3 separate regions of the Homo sapiens genome follow, and all the other regions are linked to region 1. The links are chromatin contacts, found by Hi-C or POLR2A ChIA-PET in ENCODE. All regions are on one chromosome and are shown on one strand. Each heading gives the region's core, a stretch centred on a gene start or an enhancer-like site at or near the end of the contact. The rest is flanking DNA. Distances are from core to core; before and after follow the strand shown. Region 1 holds the start of LINC02227 (long intergenic non-protein coding RNA 2227). Region 2 overlaps EBF1 (EBF transcription factor 1). Region 3 overlaps EBF1 (EBF transcription factor 1).

What was found. A loop is a pair of places that touch in the nucleus more often than their neighbours do. ChIA-PET counts read pairs that join two places held with the same protein, here RNA polymerase II (POLR2A). Pooled maps may share reads with other maps.
Region 2: a loop to region 1 is called in a map of aorta, with 2.9 times the contacts of the local background. The contact joins the enhancer-like site here to the promoter of LINC02227 in region 1. A Hi-C loop is called at or near these places in 1 of 168 maps with a recorded cell type or tissue (aorta), 1 of 37 single-sample maps with no recorded cell type and 9 of 50 pooled maps.
Region 3: a pooled map shows a loop between it and region 1 (2.7-fold over the local background). The contact joins the enhancer-like site here to the promoter of LINC02227 in region 1. A Hi-C loop is called at or near these places in 1 of 37 single-sample maps with no recorded cell type and 2 of 50 pooled maps. POLR2A ChIA-PET finds 5 or more read pairs at or near these places in 1 of 52 experiments (OCI-LY7).

What each region holds. Positions count from the first base shown.
Region 1 is chr5:158,407,692-158,412,691 of GRCh38, reverse strand. It overlaps LINC02227 (long intergenic non-protein coding RNA 2227), which reads left to right and starts at 2,919. Exons shown (of 7, transcript NR_109888.1): 1 at 2,919-3,046.
Region 2 is chr5:158,872,527-158,877,526 of GRCh38, reverse strand. All of the region lies in intron 6 of EBF1 (EBF transcription factor 1), which reads left to right. Among named protein-coding and RNA genes, the nearest start is that of EBF1, 220 kb to the left of the region's middle. Within about 2 kb of position 2,111, at least 2 of the 41 ENCODE cell types and tissues checked have a DNase peak (open chromatin) inside an H3K27ac peak, as active enhancers do.
Region 3 is chr5:158,750,080-158,755,079 of GRCh38, reverse strand. The region is part of intron 10 of EBF1 (EBF transcription factor 1); the gene reads left to right. Among named protein-coding and RNA genes, the nearest start is that of LINC02227, 340 kb to the right of the region's middle. RefSeq lists a silencer at 2,514-2,633. Within about 2 kb of position 2,584, at least 2 of the 41 ENCODE cell types and tissues checked have a DNase peak (open chromatin) inside an H3K27ac peak, as active enhancers do; they include OCI-LY7, where a contact is called at or near this core.

The sequences.
Region 1 (5,000 bases), core at 1,670-4,169:
CTGTGAGGACAGGATGATGAAAAGGAAGCTTCTCTCAACTGTCCACCCCTAATGTAGGCCAGCCCCACTCTCAACAAACAGCAGCCTTCCCAAAGAGCAAACGTTAAGGATTATTAAACCTTCATTTCTTAATTTCCATTTTGATTCAAAAATCGCAGGAGACTATGATCTTACTTTATGATTCTTTCCCTATGCAGTTGGAATTGGTGATCTGACATTTATAAGCTGGGAAAGGTAGGGTTTTTCTTTATGGCATTAAATATTCTCTTTCATGATGGTATTTCACTTTACAAATGGCAAATATATCATGATGTGACCTGCGTAGAAGTGTTTTCAAGGGAGGTTTGGGAGTTCTGAAAAATTCACCTTGCTGTGTGGCATGTTGAAAGCCCACTATCACGTCTGATGCACTTTATGCTGGCACCATGCACCATATTGGTGAGAGAAAGCTAACCAATACGGGGAAAGACTTGGAGTTTCCATTTCATATTCAGCAAAGTTGTTTTTCTAATGAATTCTAAGAACACAACAAAGATGCCATTGGTATCAAGCTCTTTCATATTTTTTTTTCAGTCAGGTGTTTATGCAGGAAATACTAAGCATTCACATGTGCCAAACCTCAATCTAGACCCTGTGGGGAATACAAACGTGAAATATCCTTAGACCAGCTTAGGGTAGGGTCCTAGGTAGTTTCTTGCTCAGGAGAGCTTCCAAGGTCAGGCTCTTTATGCAGTTCAATGTGGCAGTATTGACATTTTAAGAGAAATACAGTTTGTACCTTTATGGAAAGAATATAGAGCATGTGAATGTTAAGTAAAAAATTACAACTGTGTGAATTCACAGTGACGTGAAAGTTCTCACCCTGCTTTATAACTTAAAGCCAGCTGAGTTTGTGTCCCTCCCTCCCCATTAGACAGTAGACATCCAGTGAGCAATGAGCCTCTTGCTTTTTATCCTCCCAGTTCATTTCATTCTTTCTCCTCCCTTATTGATGGAGTGACCCCTATGTGCCCGGCACCCTGTAAGAATAGGAAATGCACACTATGCCCCCCGGTACTCTTGCTTATGCTACCTGAGGATTCGAAGGCAGGCTTTACCTTCATAGCTCCTACAAGGTGATCATGCCTTTTCCTTCTCTTAGCAGAGTTCTAAGAATGCCCAGGACCATAAATCAATAAGTTGTCCGTGGCAAACAATCTACCAGAGCTTGGGGATAGCTGGGCAGTATTTCTCTAGGGAACGAAGGCTGGCTAAATAGCCAAAGTTTATTGAAGTGCTCCATACATTGCTTAAGACTAGAATTCACAGTCAACTGCCTGGGGTGGCTTTCACTCCATCCTTCCTTCCAAGAACCACAGAGATGTAGTAAATGAGCCACAGGAATAGGGATTTCTTCCAGGCTGGAGATATTACAACCCTTCTCTCAATATAAGAGTTGGCTTGAAAAGGCAGCATTCACTATTGAGGGGATAACTCTGAAGAGGGCTTGTGGTTATAATGGTTTTATGATTATTTTGGATCTTTGTAAAGACTCCTGTGTTTGGGTACTGATTCCACACTGGAGAGATCACACAAACATTCCTTAACATTAGTCTGTGGCTTTGTTAGACAGAATTGAAAGAGCTCTGTGTCCATTCCAGTCCCCAGTCATACCCAAAATCATCTGTCATTCACATGACTGTGGATTTTTTTTCAAAATTAGACTGTTAGTCTTCTGGGTTTTTTTTGTTTTGTTTTTGTTTTTTTTAATTACATATACAAAAACAGTCTCCAGGAAGTCTGTGCTATGTGTTGAAAACAAAGGATACTTAAGTGAGGTTGTTGTCTTCCAAAAGCCTATAGATAAGAAGGTAATATTTGCTAGTTTAAGTGCAAACATATGTACACATACATATATATATATAAAAACAAACAAATAAACAAGTTGGAAAAATATCTGCCCCTTTTATCTATCATTAATCAATGGATCAGGAAATACTGTCTGAGAAGCTATCCTTTGGGGGAAGTCTACACTATATGTTGAAAATAAAGATGTTTAAGTCAGGTCACTGTCTTCCAAAAACGTATAGATGAAGAGAATTTTCATTGAAATACACACATACATACATACATACGTAAAAATAAATATTGCATGTTCTCACTCATATGTGAGAGCTGAAAAAATTGATCTCATGGAGTTGGAGAGTAAAATGATGGTTACCAGAGACTGGGAAGAGCAGTGGGTGTGGCAGGGATTGAGGAGGAGTAAAGACCCAGTTAATGGGTATAAAAATACAGTCAGGGAGAAAGAATAAGATCTAGTGTTCAGTGGCACAAAAGGGCAACTATAGTTAATAATTTATGGTACATTTCAAAATAACTAGAAGAGTGGAATTGGAATGTTTTTAACAATATTTATGCTATATTTCAAAATAACTAGAAGAGTGGAATTGAAATATTCCTATCACAAAAATATGATAAATGTTTGAGGTGATGGATACCCCAATTACCCTGATTTGATCATTATACATTGTATACTTGTATCGAAATATCACATGCACCCCATAAATATGTACAACTATTATGTATTCATAACAATTAAAATTTTAAAAAAATTTAACAGAATTTAGCAAAAAACCCCACACAGACATACATAAAAAAACAAATTACCAGGTTGGAAAAAAAATACCAAAGATGAAAAAAGATATGCATTGAGCAAATATTTTCGAAGTATTTGTTTACTAGGCATGTTCTAGTGCCAACAGAGAGCTTTTATTTTAGGGAGATAGACAAATAATAAACAAGTAAATATTTAATTTCAGGTAATAGAAAGTTCTATAGAGAAAAAATAAAGTAGGATAAAAATGAATTATGAGAGAAGTGTGATATTTACATAGAGTGTGGTCAGGAAAGTCCCCTCTGAAAAGGTGATATGTGATATTAGGCCATGTGAAAATGTGTGTGGGAAGTAGTCATATGTCCAGATCATGCAGGACCCTGAAGATAACAGAAAGGGCTCTTCATTCTGTTATTTTCAGTAAGATGGAAGAGAATTTGGGGGTTAAAGGTGAGGACTGGCATGGCCTAAAGTGTGTTTTAATAGGATCACTGTGACTTCTGTGCTAAAAGCAGACTGCAAGGGACAGAAGCTGAAGCAGGAGGTGAGTTAGAAGTTTCCTGCAATATCCAGGTGAGAGCTGATGATGGCTTTGCCTGGGCTGGCAGTGGAAGTGATGAGAGATGGGTGAATGAATATTTTGAGGATAGAATTAACAGAAATTGCTTATTGGTTAGAAGTGAGGTGTGAGAGGAAGAGAGGAGTCAAGGAAAATACCAAGGTTTCTGCCTGAGCAATTGGGAAAATTGGTAGTTAAAATAAGGAAGACTGAATGAGGATCTAGACTGCATGGAGGTAGAGATGAAGGGAGGGGTGGTGAATGTCAGGAGCTCAGTTTTGGCACACTGAGTTTGACATGCCTATTAGACTTCCAAGTGGAAATGTTAAGTATGCAATTGAATAAACAGGTCTTGAGTTCCAGGGAGAGGTATCAAACTGGGGATACAAATTTGAGTGTATTTAAAACCTTTATACAACCTAGGGAGTGTATATAAAGAGAAAAAAAAGGTGTATATAAAGAAAAAAAGGACTGAACTAAAGAATGGCCCCAAAATTTAGAAGTCAGAGAATCAGAAAGACTCTGCAAAAGAGATTGAGAAGGAGTGGTCTGAAAGAGAAAAAGAAAACCTGGCACATACGATGCCCTGGGATTCAAGAGAAGAAATTCTCTCAAGGAAGAGAAATTTATCAACCACATCAAAAGCTATTGCTTGTGCAAATAAGGACTGAGAAATAAATTAAAAGCTAATTAAAGTAAAAAAAAAGAGGTAGAAGTATGTAGCTAAAAAGTGAATAGAGAAGATTAAATAGAATGTCTAAAAACAAACAAAAAAAAACCCCAAAAAACTGGTTTACTACAAAATAAAGTGGGAAAAAAGAGAAAAAGGCCAAAGAAGATATAGGACTTTCTTAAATAAAATATAGGACATATTTAAAACCCAAGCATATTAATAATTATATTAAATATAAACTGCTAAGTACTGCAATTAAAAGGCAGAGACAGTCGGGCGCGGTGGCTCACACCTGTAATACCAGCACTTTGGGAGGCCGAGGCAGGCAGATCACGAGGTCAGGAGATCGAGACCATCCTGGCTTACATGGTGAAACCCCGTATCCACTAAAAATACAAAAAATTAGCCAGGCGCGGTGGCAGGCGCCTGTAGTCCCAGCTACTCAGGAGGCTGAGGCAGGAGAATGGCGTGAACCTGGGAGGCAGAGTTTGCAGTGAGCCGAGATTGTGCCACTGCACTCCAGCCTGGGCGATACAGCAAGACTCAGTCTCAAAAAAAAAAAAAAAAAAAAAAAAAAAAAAAAAAAAAGGCAGAGCTTGCTAGACTAATTAAAAGTAGCAAAATTCATACATATGGTGTCTACAAGAAAAAAACATTTTAAATATAATGACATAGGTTACAAGTAAAAGGATGAAAAAGGTATACCATAAAAATACTATTATATAAGAAAACTGGAGTGAGTATATTCACATCAGATAAAGTAGACTTCAGAACAAAGAGCATTGCCAGAGGAAAAAAAAAAGGATATTTCATAATGATAAGGTTAACTTGTTAAGATAATGTTATAACCACAATGCAAAACCATATGTTCCCACTGGAATGGTTAAAATTTAAAAGACTGACAGCATCAAATACTTTTAAGAATGTAAAACAACTAGTATTCTCATACATTGCCAATAGGAGTGTAAAATGGTATAGCCAGTTTAGAAATCAGTCTACTAGTTTTTCATAGTTAAATTTACATCTACTTATGACCCAGCAATTTATTCATATGTATAGAGCCAAGAGAAATGAAAACATATGCTTTTAAAAGATGTGGATAAGAATGTTTATAGCAGCTTTGCTCAAAATAGCACCAACTTGAGACAACCCAAATTTCCAGACAGGAGAAT
Region 2 (5,000 bases), core at 862-3,361, 470 kb before region 1:
CTTAGAAAGTTCTTCCATGGAGATAAATAAGCTGTCAATTCATGATGAAGAAAATCAAACTCATGGTGTTGATCTTGGCTGGGACGCTGGTACAAGTATGAGAGAAATTTTTGCCGAGATGTAGCATAGCCCATGTGTTAGCAGTTAGCACTCCAGTGCCATACTGTGCCTCTGCTCGCCTTTTCAAAAGGTAAACATGGCTGTCGAAATAAGGAAAAGAAAAGATTAACCCATTCAGGGGCATGCACCTAGTAAGTGACACTGTAGCTCCCTAGAGGATACAAAAAGAATAGGGGCAAGAGTCCAGAGAGTGGCTGTTATTCAGTTACTGGATTTCCTCTTCTCAGCACCTTCTCAGAGTTGGGCTTGGAACTGTGGGCTTGGAACTGTGGGAAAACTGAAGTGAATCTGGGTGCAGTAGGAAAAGGAGTTGGTGGAGATAGAGGCTTCAAGAAAATACATGCCAAAAGCCAGTTCACTTGCTCAGTTCTTTACACTTTTACAATAAAACAGGGTATTTCTCTGACTTTGTGGTCTAAAGTCATGCATATTTTGGAGCACCTAAAAGAAAACAGCAAACAGCTTACTTCTATTTGTACCAGGTTAGTGCACGAATGTAAAAAAGACCTCTAAATGTTACCCTCCTATTATGAAAATCCAAAGCTGGGCATGAGCAGAAGAAAGGGAGAGAATCATGCTATTTTTTAATTTCCTTTGTATTAATACAATCGAAAGGGGGCTATCAAAGCATAACACTGGCCTGCCCTCCAGCTGCTGCGGTAGGTGGCGTTTCACTCGGTTGCCTTGAGATTTACAAATTCTAAAGGTATTTTCATGCCTCCAAATTGAACACAAAAGGCAGGCCCATGGAACAGTGGCTCTGAACTTCTTAAACTGAATAATAGGGCAACGTGAAACTTTTTATGGAAAGATGTTGTTTTTCCTGAAGTTCTTGCAGTACAGGTTGTAGGAGCTTCCTTTTCTCTCTATGCCCTCGGAGGTCTCACAAAGCAGCAGGCTCAGTGAGACCGAAAACATCAGTGTGTCTCCCATCTAGGAAGTCTCCAGTAATAACTGGTCCATGTAATGAAAGTTTCTTCTAGCCAAGACTCAAATAGAGAATTCTGATGTAACTTCCTGAAGAGTACACTAGAGGGAAAAGGGGTCGTGGGATTGAGGGTAGAGATACATGAATCTCTCTAAGCCTCAGTTTTCGTATCCTTAAATGGAGACAATAATAATACTACCTATTAGAGGTATTGGGAGGCTAAAGGAGACAGTGCCTGCAAAGTACAGTGCCTGCTTTATTGCAAGCTCACTGTAAATACTTGAGGTTGTTACTGATTTTTGTTCCTGCTAATATTATTATATTTTATATTATTGGCCGTAGTGTTTCAACTAGTCATGTGATACCGAATATGCCATGGAACAGTTTTTTGGCCTCTAAACTTTTCGCATCCACAAAATGAAGCAGTTGGATCAGAAGATATCTAAGGTTCCTTCCTGTGCTAAGATCCTAGAGTCCTAAAGTTCCATTCTTGTTGTTGTAATGAAGTGAAAAGCACACATATTCATACCAAAAGGGTCATAAATTTAAGATTCTTCTGTGGAGGGACTGGGAAAAGTCTTTACAGTTTTAGGTTGTAATTAAGAAAGTGAATTATGCTAAAATTGACTTTAGGAAAACAATGGTGTTTTGTGTAACCACATGGATATCATCTGGGTATATGTAAATAGGAGGCAGGTAAAAATGATGAATGCTAATCTCTGTAAAATTCAAATGAATATTAACTCTTATTCAAATAGCACAAGTACATTGCACAGGGAAATCAAGACGTGAATTCATATAATTTCATTTTTTTCAGCTGTGCACATCCTTTGGTTACAGAAACAGCTCAGAACTTAGGCATTGCTCATTTCCTAATAGAGTATGACATCTGGGCTGCTACTTTTAAATATAGTAGCTTGTTTGCTCAGGCTTATGGCTCAGTAATATTTGTTTTGTCTTATGAATGTAGTGAAAGCAGGGATTACAGGTATTCCTCAAGGACTAATTAGAAATAAAAGCTTATGTATATGAGGGAAGTTTTCGGATAGGAAGTGCTCTTGCTTGAGTCATGAAGTGACACTGGTTTCAGTTTCAATTTTGATACATTGGAACTTGGTACTTTTTGTAGAGTCCATTTGGAAAGGTTAAAAAAATCACTTGGAATTATCTGCAGAAGTTCAGGTTAAAAATTGTTTGTCCTTCTTCCTCGGTTTCAAGCTCCTCTACCCTATTGACAAATTCATACCTTCATTCCTCTGTTTGGATTTTAGGAAATAAATTCAAGAAAAGAAAAATATGTAACTATCATCACTGTTTCCATAAAATAAAGGTGTTCTAGAGATCAAAGAGAGGCCTTGTCTTGGAAATACAATTTGGCCAAAACTGCCTGGTGTGTGTGTGTGTGTGTGTGTGTGTGTGTGTATGTGTGTGTGTGTGCTTGTGTGTGTTCATCTCTCCATGATTCATTCTGAGAGCTGTTTTAGCCTTCATAAAATATTCATGCTAGTTGTGCATGGTTCTATAATTGCCATCTCAGGCCTTGAATTATTTATAGGTTGTACTGTTCACATAGTCTCATTTACTGATAGAGAAGATAACACCATACAAGAGGATCCCAAACACTCTGAGGCCTGTTACTTTGCATTAAGTAGTGGAATTATATTACTGTAGGTGTAAAACACTGGCCTTTTTTTTCCTCCTCTCCCTTTAATATATCATTTTTGTATTTATAATATGCTAATTGTCAGAATGCTGTTAAGCCTCATAATTCCTGCCGAGTCTTGCAGAAATCAAGATGTGGCTGAGATGATTTAGCTCTTGATCTCAGAATGATCGTTCTAAAAAAAACCTGTCTACACACAGCGTAATTTATTGAAATGATGTATGACTTTACATGCATACCTGAGCCCTTTTGTTTTGTACTATTGATCAGTTTGTATGTCTCAGTGTTAACCAACACGTGGTTGGTTTCGGTAGACATTTACCAAGAGCCTTGCAAGCTTGCTGTCCCTAATTAAATACTGAGTCTCAATTCACTTGTGTGACAGTTTCTCTGCACCTATTTATTTTGCTTTCCTAATTCTCCTTTCCCTTTTCTGCCAACTTGATCTTTCTTCCACATAGATTATATTCTTGATATTTATTTGAGGGTAGGAACATGCTATAGGAACATACTATAGTTGTATCTCCTCTCTCTTTTTTTGGTGTTATTTAGTTGCAAAAGTCCATTTAATGTTAATAAATATCAAAAGCCAGATTCACCACAGAGTGTACTTTTCTGGTATTTCATTATCAGTATCCATGTTTAAAGAGGAAAAACAGAAAAATTCATGGCAGCTCATAATCTGCTGATATATTCTAGTTTTCTCCTCTACCAGTGGAAACTCATGAATTTTCCTCTGGCCTAGGAACTTCCAACTCTATACAAATCACTAACAAACAATCCTCCATCTCCTCTCTTTAGGCTGATCAATATTTTCTCTCTAGCCTTCTTTCCATCATACAGGTTGTGTTCCCTTATGTGTGTGATGTGAGCTTTCCCATACCTATATTAGCCAACTCGCAGCTTCTCACTGTTGATCTGCATACTGCTGGTGGTGGTACTTCTCACTGTATACCTACATACTGCTGGATGCTTTTAAGTGGTACCTGTAGGTGTCTTTAAATAGCACTGAATTAGGTGATAAGGAAATCATCTTATTTAAAATTTCTTTTAGTTTTCCTGATGAGGCCAAAGTCCTTGTTTGGTGGGAATCTGTCTTTAACACCTCCCTCACATTTGCTTCATCTTGGTTTTCAATGAGTACCCTGTGGTAGGCAACAGTATCTAGCCAAAATTTAGTAAATTTTTAAAATTTTGTTTACATTCACTTTTAATTATGTTGCTTTCTTTTATCTCAGATAAGTAGTATGGGTTTTCATTCATAGTAGGAATGGAAAGTGTCATTCAAAAATAAGTTTATTAGGGATAAAAGGAAATGAGTCAGTATACATAAAATATTAAGTGAATATTATTATAGGTAAAAATGGCAAAAACTCTGAAGGTGCTGTTATGAGTGATTGAAGTTCAGGGAACACTGTGGCAATGCCAAAATGTGGCGAATCACTCTAGAGAGCTGTGTATTCTATAGAGTCAAAGGGAATGGAAGGGTTGAGTGATGCATAAAAAGAGGATGTAGAATCTAAGATGCTAGTGGGGGTAAAGACGTGCACTTTTGGGCAATTCACTTATCTTTGTCTTTAGACAGTAAAATCCCCACTAACTAGGGTTCTGGTCAGTCGGCTTTTCTAATTGAAGGTTCACTTGTATTGATGAAAATCATTTCTAATGGCACAGGAGTCCCATTTCCACTATAGTAAGTCAGAGTTGAGGGAGAAATTGACTATCATTAATGAATGAAGGTTTTCAGGTTGTTTTAAGCCATTGTGGATCTTGTAATGTTGATTAGCAGTAAAAAAAAAAAAAAAAAAAAAAAAAAAAATTAGTGTCATTCTTGACTGAAGAGCCCTGGACAAAGGTATGGCTTTTGATAAAGCCAAAATATTAGCTTGTTTTGTTATTCAAAGGGAATGTGCTCTGGGAGATTTCTGGTCTACACCCAGGGACAGTGCCTGGCATATTGTAACAGCTTAGCACATACCCATTGTATTGAACTGAATTAATGGTATGTAGCAGGGCTCTGATTAACTAATAGTTCCTCCAAAAATGTACACACAGAAAAGAAAAGTGAAGCATGATTGAAGATGAAATAAGATCATTGTTTCATCTACCAGTGTATCCCACAGAGTAAATGCCTATGTTTGTACACTGGGTGGTGGCCCAGGAATAAATTATGTAGTTCTTAGGAGCTTTCGACAGTTCACTTGACAAGAGTGAATTGTGTGCTAAGCAGGTTTTAAAATTAAAATTCAGATATGAATGTCTTGCATTCTCATTTCCTTCCATTCTATC
Region 3 (5,000 bases), core at 1,335-3,834, 340 kb before region 1:
GTTCTACAATAGTCCAGGACCTTATACAAATGATGTCCCAAACTCATTGTTGTCATTGTCCCACTCTGTCCTCTTAATACCTTATCTCCCCGACCTCTCATGAGAGATTTGAGGTTACTTAGGGTGTTTTCATTTTCTTTATCATGCTATGGAAAAGCCTGAGCACTCAACTGAATTCAATTTTAAGTAAGAAAAATTCCTTGCAATTAAAATTGTTTGCATTGAATTGAGTAGAGTTTCCAATATTCATCCATTGTCATCTAAATACTTTTGTTTAGAGCAAAATAAGGTGCTTATTACAATGAGTCAAATATTTGGGGGTCTTTGTCAGGTCAGGATGGTGTTTTTGATCTGGTCAAAATGTAGTATTTGCTAATACTTTTTCTAACTAGAAAAAAATCCAATCTGATATCATAGATTTGGAATCAAGGCTGGTGAGTGGCATAGGTTGAGGAGGCTCTTTTGGAAAAGTTATTGACAGAATAAATAAATGAATGAATGAAGAATACTCCAGCCTGGATTTAAGAGTAAACCATATCACTTGCTTCCTTCTCAAGATGGCCTTGTGTGGATTCTTATGTTATTGAAGCTTTGGAGCATTTTGCTAGGAAATTCTTTCCTTCTATTGCAACATCGTGGCGATCAGGCTGCACTGTCAGTTGAGCACTGGGGACTGAGATGTTTGTGAATGCTGTGGTCAGTCAGGTCTGAGTTCAATGAAAAGTCATTGCCTGAGGGTTGCATAACTTGATTGCTACAGGTAGAGAATGGCCTTTCACCAACACCAAAGATTTATTGGCTTTTGGGTGGGAAAAGTCAGCTTTTATATTTCAAGAGAGTAAATCATCTCTTGTTAATTGTGAAGCCTTTAAAGGCTATTTAGGATGGTGAACTTCTGCTAGAGCTTCATGCAGTAATATGTAAAATATGTAGTTGACCAGAAGTTTACAGTTTTGACTAATAGAAGTATTAGTCAATGGGTAATACTTCAAGTTTGCCAAGTCCCAGCTTATAACTGGACCTTCATAAGCCAGCCTCATGTTCTAACAGTCAGAAGCACTCTAGACTTGCAACTTTAAACCCTAGTTAGAAAAAAAATTAGCAAATACTATATTTTAGCCAGAAAAAAAAAATCTAGGGCTACAACATTTTACCAGGGACTCATGTTAACATTTGGTCTACAACAACTTTGTTTATAGAATACTCATGCAGGTAAGTTTTGTGGTCGTCACAATCTGTCTGAAAGTAAACATTTTTGGAAGTAGAAATTTGAGAAAGCTATGGTGGTGCTATTTAGTAACATAGGCCATGGAGAATTTGGTCAATGAAGATCAACAACTTTGATGAAATAGTTTTTGCCTGAATAATGAATAATTTATTTTGCCTAACAGTCTACATTGCTAAAAAGGTGAAAGCAGTGGTCAATTTAATGAAGAAAAGTGCATTCACTCAAAGTTTTTGGCAGAAAGGAGAAAAAATATCTGGTTGATTGATTTCCTTATTTGCTTTCCAGCTGGTGGTTTTGGTGTGGTCGAGACACTTCATGGGGTTCCTGCCTTTAGTTATGCTAGTTGTAGCAGACCACTACCTTGAATCAAGAAAGCATGTTGGTCTAACTCTAAGATTATAGCCAGAACCCATCAGAGGGCTAGAATTTCTTTCCACTAAAAGTTCCTTTATAAATTCTTGTGTTTTGTTGTGTTTCTAGGTATATGTTTAAATGGTTTCAAAATTGATTGCTTTTAATAGTTCTTTTGTTGTTGCTGACAGTTGTGGAGAGAGTAAGATGGAGATACACAAAGCCTTTTCTTATTAACAGATTTCCTGTTATACATGTATTAAGATTGTCGGCTTCTACTCCGGTATCCTTTCCTTCTAGCTTGCTTCACCAGAGGGAGAAAGACTAGCTCAATTATATTATCCTGTTAGATTGCTTAAATCATGTTTAGATAAAAAAAAATTACTTTCTGCTTTCTTACTATAGTTCATGATTTCCATTTTGTAAGGCATCTTTTCTAAATTTTGTGCTTTATTATTTTTGCGGTGTTGAGCGAGCGAAAACAAACTCTAGTTCATAATTCACTTTAAAGAACATACCCTTTCTTTCTATTTTCTTGTTAAAACCAAATTGTGTGCAATTTGTAGGAAATTGAAACCACATTTTTCACTTAACTTTCCAAAATTAAAATTTATGGGGAAAAAGAAGCAATAAAACAGTTACAATCTGGTCATCTATAATTATCTGTGTGGTGTGAGCAGTTCCACATTTGAAAAATGTGACACGGATAACTTATCAAGATTTTACAACCGTGGGACATTTCACTTCTTATTTGCTGCATTGGAGCCAAGATCTCCACAAAATGCTGAAAGTTACCACTGTCAGTTTGAAAGTTACATGTGTGAAGAGGAGCTTTGAAATGTATAGAAAACAATGGACAGTATCTAAAAACAGTTGTTTTCCTCCCTCACTCAGTAACGAAATGTATTACAGTAAAAATTTGCCATTGTAGACTGTTCTTATTTCCAGTATTGTTCTTGATTTCAGTTACTTTAACATTCTCTTGTCACGCTCTACTGGGTAGGAGAAAACCACAGAACTAGTGAGATGAACCGTCTATTTCTGTTTATTGGTGCTGCCATTGCTGTCTTGGTATCTCCATTTCTAAAGCTTTCTGCATCTTTATAGATTTCCTAAGAAATGGATCCTTGAAGATATTCAAGTCCTAAGCTGTGCTTTTTTTTTTTTTTTTTTGGAATAAATACTTTTTCCCCTTTTAATCTTGCCATCTAATTGTTTCTAAGTTATAATAGTAAAAAGTTTTAGATTCTAAGAAATTTGATACTTCAATCCTAGTTCTTAATAGAGGGAAAGTTCATTTAACAATGGCTCCTTTGTGGAAATATAATCATATTTAGACAACTTGATGCAGCTGTGGTGAAGTCATTCATTTGTGTTTTCATTCAGTAAACTTTTATTGAGTATCTATTTAGTTTCACATCTTCTGTTAGAATCTAAATATAGAGTGGGGAACAAAACACTACAAATAGTACTGCACATAGTAATTATTCCCTTGAACCTTAGCATCATCAACATCATTCTAGATAAAAATGTATGGATGGACAGATCTTTGGCAGTATAAAAAAACCATCTAAAACCACTACAATCCTGAGTCTCGACTTAAGCTCAACTGAAATTGCACCCTTGCCTCAGCAACTTACAAATGCTCAAATGTTTTATAAATATTTTGGCCATGTCCATTTCTTTATTTGTAAGTTGATTCTGATCAATATTATCAGAATTTTAAAGATGTATTCATTTAATGGATAAGTACTTATTGTATAACGTAGTCTTCTAAGTGTTTTACAAATATTTAGCCCATTGAATCCCTGAACATCTCTATAGGGAAGGCACTTGACTGTCCTGATTCAACAGGTAAGGAGACTGAGACATAGATTAAGCATTTGCCAGAGTTACTCAAGTGGAGGAACCTGGCCAGACCGTCTGACTCCAGAATTCATCCTCTTAACTGTTCCACTGTACTCTTTCCTCAGTACTTTGGTATTTCTATAACTACGTATGTCTTTTAAAAGTGTGATGATCCCTGAGTGTATGACGCTTGGACACATCTGGTAGGATTCTGCAGACAGCTTACTCTGCCTGTAAGTGGAGAGGTTCCAAAGAGGCATCAGTAAAGGAGTCCCTGGCATGTGATGGCCCTCAGGTCATTATGAGCCAGGGGCAAACGCAACATGTGTCCTACCTTCCATTCATTCTAAGTTGTTCATTCGCCCGTCTCTCTAATACGTGCTTAGATATAAAAATAATATGTGCTAATTTAGAAAATTTAGAGAAAAACAGGATAGAATTTAAGGAGTTCAAATCATCCAATAGCCATCACCCAGAGTTGACCACTAAAAAGATTTTTGTATATTTCTTTCATATTTTTCTATACATAACAAATATATATGAACATTTTCTTCGTATTTGTGGTTATACTGTATATGTGTTTACACACACACAGTTTTATATCCTGTTTTTTTCACATAGCCTAATAAGCATTTTCCCACGCATTAAAATTTCTTCATAAACATGTTAATAGGCTGCATCATCTCCCACAGTGTGGATTTACTATATTTATTTATCCATTCACTATTGCTAGAAATTTAAGTTGTTTTATTTATACTCGTATAATGATACAATCTTTGCTCTTTTCTCTAACTTTGATGCTTTAAAAACCATAGTAATTTGTGGTAACTAAATGTTCTATCCCTTTATGAAGATTTTTTTTTAAATGCCCTAAATGATTTTTTTTTGCAAGTGGTAGATTTTTAAAAAAAACTTTTGAAATAATTTTTTCATATAATGCTTTTATTATTTGCACTATAAAATGATGCTATAAAATATAGAGTAGAAATAAAATATGCCCAAGTGTCCACATGAACTCACAATTAGTCTAGGAAATTATATCTAGCCGTAAAGTGAGAATATTAAAGCTCTTGTATCTATATTAATACAATCAGCCATACTTTTTAATGATAAGTATTTAATCTATCAGTCTCCTCTCTCTTTTTTATCACCCAGTTGCAAACTAGATTCATTTTGGATAATTACCTTTGGTACTAAATGTATATTATCTGCCCAGTTAGGAAATAGATCAGAGGGAATTCATAAATCAATAGTAATAAAGTAAACAGAGAGAATGGAATCTATTTCCTCTCTTATCATTTGTTTGAACCCATGCTACTAAAGACAGGGACCCTGTCTAATGGATGTCGGACAGAGGACCACAAGTAAACCCCACTGGGAACAGCTCTCCTTTAAGAATTGATCTGATATTTCAGGAAATATCTTATTGTTTGAATATTATAATGGTAGGTGCTTAATGACAACTACGATGCTTTGACTTCTGCTGTTTACAGAATTGATTTCAGTTTCTCTTTCAATGTTTTTGTATCTATTCCTGGATGCACCTCCTTTCTCTCCAACCTCTTTCTAGCCT